Linked DNA regions of Mus musculus: region 2 is linked to region 1. A link is a loop called in an ENCODE intact Hi-C map of the cell type or tissue named here. Cell type or tissue: left cerebral cortex. All regions are shown on one strand.

The links. A loop is a pair of places that touch in the nucleus more often than their neighbours do. Peaks named below come from ENCODE experiments on the same cell type or tissue, not always from the same donor. Only the 100,000 strongest peaks of a DNase experiment are listed, where the experiment ranks them.
Region 2: a loop joins it to region 1, with 2.5 times the contacts of the local background. A loop is called at or near these places in 6 of 42 quality-filtered maps.

What each region holds. Positions count from the first base shown.
Region 1 is chr19:12,474,639-12,477,138 of GRCm38, reverse strand. The region is part of intron 7 of Dtx4 (deltex 4, E3 ubiquitin ligase); the gene reads left to right. Among named protein-coding and RNA genes, the nearest start is that of Mpeg1, 15 kb to the right of the region's middle. In left cerebral cortex, no CTCF peak of the experiment used is centred here; DNase peaks (open chromatin) are centred at 199, 733 and 1,535; H3K27ac peaks cover 2,283 bases.
Region 2 is chr19:12,011,108-12,013,607 of GRCm38, reverse strand. It overlaps n-TLtaa4 (a tRNA gene), which reads left to right and starts at 2,440; the gene lies at 2,440-2,500. It overlaps n-TRtct1 (a tRNA gene), which reads left to right and starts at 1,935; the gene lies at 1,935-2,020. It overlaps n-TVtac1 (a tRNA gene), which reads right to left and starts at 1,677; the gene lies at 1,605-1,677. It overlaps n-TVtac2 (a tRNA gene), which reads right to left and starts at 1,342; the gene lies at 1,270-1,342. In left cerebral cortex, a CTCF peak has its summit at 1,113 (motif pointing right); DNase peaks (open chromatin) are centred at 133, 813, 1,268 and 1,749; H3K4me3 peaks cover 2,500 bases; H3K27ac peaks cover 1,764 bases.

The DNA of each region.
Region 1 (2,500 bases):
AAGATAAATACCTCTCACTCCTCGTCTGGAGAACAGAAACGGATATGCACCACTGATGAAAGTTACACAGACAAAGGGACTTGCAGGGCTTCAAAGTCTTGTGACCCTGGTCCCACTTCCTGGCTGTCTTCAAGGTGCCTGCTTCCTTCTCCTAGCTTCAGATCTTTTTTTATTCTTCATCTGTGCTGCTGGGAATCTGCTAGGCAGAGGTCCAAGGAGTGGGAAAGTCCACCAGGAGCTTCCCAGGCACTATTAAGGTGCCCGGGACTTTGCTTCCTGCTATCTGATTGGCTGAGGTGTGGTAAGGAGGAGGAGGAGGAGGAGGAGGAGGAGGAGGAGGAGGAGGAGGAGGAGGAGGAGGAGGAGGAGGAGGAGGAGGTTATGTGTAGTCTGTCTGGAAGGTGGGAGGAGACTTTTCTGGTGCAAAGCATTCTCTAGTGAATCCCTGAGAGAAATACAGAATACACAGTTAGTTAGCTGCAGGAGAGACAACCGTGGAGAAAAATGCATGCTGAAGAACAGTAGAATTTATTCAGTTGGGAGGTTGGGGCCTGAGACTTGCAAAAGTCATGGAAGGAGGGGACATGATAAGGATATAGGGGGCAGGTCACAGAAGACGTTTAATGCTAGGGCCAGCGATGGGGACTTTGCTTAGGCTCTGAGGAGTCCCTGGAGATGATTGTCTGATTAGGATTACAAGACATGTAACGTGTAAATATGCTTTAAGAGGCCAGTATGACTTAAGAACGGGAGATGAGTGGAAATAAGTCTGCAGTAATATTTCAGGCTCCCGACTAAGGGGAAGACCAGGGTAAAAAAGTAAGATGTGCTTGGCTCAGCCCGGGAGAGACTTGTAGAGTGATTCTGGGGCAGCTGGCTGGAATGATACGGAAGAATGAAAATGTGGGAGTGGGCTGGCAAGATGGTTCACTGGTAAGGGCCCTGATAACTGAAAGCCAGTTCTGATAAACAGAGTTCAATCCCTGAAACCTGCATAGTGGAAGGAAAAGAACTGACTCCTTCATGTTGTCTTCTGATTTCCACACACGTACCAAACACACACGCACACACGCATACACACACACACACACTCGCACATGCACTCTCTAAATAAACAAGTGTTTTTAAAAATGAAAGAGAAAGCAAGAAAGCAAGAAGGAAAGAGTCCAGCAAGGGTCAAAGTAGAACCAAATATCAAGGTGGGGCATCTGTTGACAAGAAGGCCACATTTTATTTAAGCCTCTGGAGTTACCGGACATAGAGAGTCTTCTTTGTAAGTGTACGGAGGGGTCAATGCTGCCTATGCAGGGCCCTAGCACCTCTAGTAACACCCTGGCTTTTGAAAAGGAAACGCATCTCTAAATGGTCAGATGCTCTGCAGACTCACCAGGGTGAGTCAGTAGAAAAGTGTTCTGTGCTTGCTTTGTGAAGCTCCACGGATCACGGATCACGCAGGCCTGGGCTTTGGTGAGAAGCTGAGCTCGCCAAGCACTGCTTCCACTGCAGAAAGTGAGTCCCTGTGGGAGGAGCTCTGGGCCAGGCTGAGGCAGAGTCGTGACTGCTTCACCTGGCAACAGGCCCAGAACAAACGAGCAGCCTTACTGGGTTGGTGCCAGACCTGCTGAGCTGGAAACAGCCAGCAGCCCAGGGCATCAGCAAGGCAGCTGGAGGCATGGTCAGGCGTGGTCCCTCCATGAGGGTGCCTGGCTTGGAGATGTGTGGTCCTGAGGATGAGGCACCTTTGTAGAGATTTTGTCTGGCTGTTAAGTTATAACTCAGTCTTTCCATCCCAGAGAACATTAGTTTCTTTTAGTTCACAGTGACATTGTTCTATCTTTTAACATTTTTCTATGATCAAAATTTACTTTGTACATAAGTAGAATTCTCAAAGAATAAATAAAAATTATACTTTAAAATTTGAATAGTTTTTCTCTTTGGCAATTTTATACATGTGTACACTGAGTTTGTGCATTTTCAAATGCTTTTGCCCCCTCTCTTCTCCTTTCCTTCTTCCAAAACACTTTCCCCAATGATCCCTCTTTCTTTTCTTTTTGAGCCAGTGAATTCAATTTCATTCATTCATTCACTCGCTCACTCACTCACTACAAAGCCATGATGAGTTTATTGATCTGTGAGAGAGCTTGTACCAAGAGCTGCATAAAATTGTCAATATTATATTCTTTGCACTTACAAAGTAAAATCTTTAAACAAGGTTACAGTCTCAAGAGATGAGAGATATTCAAAATTATAGACAAGCATTTGTATGGGTGGAAAGCTGTTACATCAGTCTTCATAAACCATTCACCCCTTGGAGCCTGTGATAGCTCTGTCAGTATGACACAATTTAGTATCATACAGGAAGATAATCCCAATGATGGGTTCATGGGATTACTGGGGAATTTTCTTGATTCTATTAACTGGGGTGGGAGGACCTGCCCACTGTGAGTGGCATTATTCCTTAGGAATGGGGATCTGTAATGTGTAAGCGTGGAGACAACTA
Region 2 (2,500 bases), 460 kb after region 1:
CATACAAGAGGTTATCCCCCACGTTTGCAGAGAGGAAAACAGGGACAGGACACATAGGTAACTCCCTCAAGGGTCACACCCAGACTCTAGCTAGGAACTCTGCCCCGGCCATACACTCAGAGAAGCTGACCAGCCAAGTGCTGAGATACGTGGCTGGTTGTGATTCATCTGTCCACCCACCCCAAGGGTTCAGGGACCTTCTCTGAAGAGGAAGCAGGAAGAACACATGATGTAGGCTTCTGCACGTGACAGTCACTGCGCACTCACTCACGAACGCTGCAGTTTTACCAAAGTAGGCGATTGCCTGCGTGAACTGCACTAAGACCCTCCCCACCCCAATCCCAGCACGGAGACCCTCCCCACCCCAGCCCCGCCACGGAGACCCTCCCCACCCCAGCCCCGCCACGGAGACCCTCCCCACCCCAGCCCCGCCACGGAGACCCTCCCCACCCCAGCCCCGCCACGGAGACCCTCCCCACCCCAATCCCACCACGGAGACCCTCCCCACCCCAGGGAGAACAGGCTTTGCAAACACGTTTCCCAACTTTGTTATTTGTCTTCTGATATTCAGTGCCAATACAGAAATTGAAAGTTTTTACGCCGTTAAATTCGCCATCCTTTTAGTTATCATTTACCGGCTTTTAAATTTTCTGCTTGGAAAAATCTGTTCTTATTTTGAAATTACGCTCTAAAAATTGTGCTGTTTGTTCCTGATGACCACGTAACAAAACACTTCTAATGTTTAAATCTTCGGTCCATGTGAAATTTCTGCTACTAAGTGCACCGTAAGGGGACGCACTTGTGAAGAACAATAATGAGATACTTCTAGGAGTCACAAAAGAAACTTCTGACTATTAAAAATGAAAGGGAGGATTTTTAATCTCTTCCCTTGCGCCTGACAATAATTTCTCAATATGTACTTGTATATCAATAAGATCAATATGAGGCTTGTAATTAATCAGCACTGATAGTAGCAACTTTTTAATTATTTTAAAGCAGAGATTGTAGGCGTGCTTCATCAGGCAATGGAAGCAACTTTTAAAAGTGGCCCAAGGCGAATCAGACACCCAAGACCTACTATTTGAAAGCCACGCAGGCACCAGGAGACACAATCCCCTCACCGGCACATCCCAGAAGAGGCCACAAGGGGGCAGTCACACCGGCAGCGGACCGGCAATAGCTCGCGCACAAAATCCAAATTCTCCGGGGAGGGGAGGGGGGGGGGGGAATTACACTGAAATAGCTTTAATAACGAAAGAAAAGTTACACTGGTTCCACTGGGGCTCGAACCCAGGACCTTCTGCGTGTAAAGCAGACGTGATAACCGCTACACTATGGAACCACGTGCCACAATGGTCTTCTCAGATTGGATAATGAAAATAGAAAACTTTGATTAAAAACTAGTCTGGTAACAACGAAAAGTTTGTAATCTGCCCTTAAAGAAGTATTTCAAAATAAACACAGATTTTTCTAAACGCCGAAAACAAACGGGTGCTTTCAAAAGGAGACTTCAAAGTACCGTTTAGATGCGTCAGAAACAAAATTAGATAACCTAGACAGGCTACAGCAATAACTACCTGAAAAAAATTAACTAGCACACCACGTGGTTCCACTGGGGCTCGAACCCAGGACCTTCTGCGTGTAAAGCAGACGTGATAACCGCTACACTATGGAACCGGGCGGAGGAGTCGCATGCCATATCAACTAACTACATGTAGAACTGTGGTGACGCTGGGACTTGGAATCAAGATGTTTTTGTACCTTGCGCAGAGAACTTCCAACAGGACCTGGGGTTTCTAGTGGCGCCGCTCCGCTCGCTCCCGGCTGCTCGCTTCCGGCTGCACACTCCACGGTTAATGGAGGAAGAGAGAGCTCGTCCCCCCGAGTCGACGCTCCTGCTCTGATGTAGACAGTACGGAGACAGAAACACACCTGGCTCTGTGGCGCAATGGATAGCGCATTGGACTTCTAGACAAATGGAGGCATTCAAAGGTTGTGGGTTCGAGTCCCACCAGAGTCGCTTTTATTTTAATAAGAGAGTTATAACGCAAGAACAAAAGACCGGAGTTAGGAAGAAGGAAAAGTGTACCGAAGTCCATGAGTATTAAAACATCCTGCCTGACATGCCCATTAAAATAAAAAAGGAAAGTTATCGCCGTCGTTTCAAGTGTCCGTCACCATAGAAGAATCAGTAATCTTGGTACTACCACCAGCGAGCTTTCTCAGTCACTTTCCAGCGTCAATCACATTGCTATTGTATGCGGAAATGAAGTAATGAGCGAGGTATAATCAGGGTTACGAACCTCCCTCCCCTGTGACTTTGTTTTTCATTGTTTTGTTTTATATGAGTAAAAAATATTATTTTACGGTTCTTTGAAAACTTTTAAATCTTGCAGTATTGCTCCAGTTGCTGGTAAATAAAATCTAGCTCTTTCAGGTACCAGAATGGCCGAGTGGTTAAGGCGTTGGACTTAAGATCCAATGGATTTATATCCGCGTG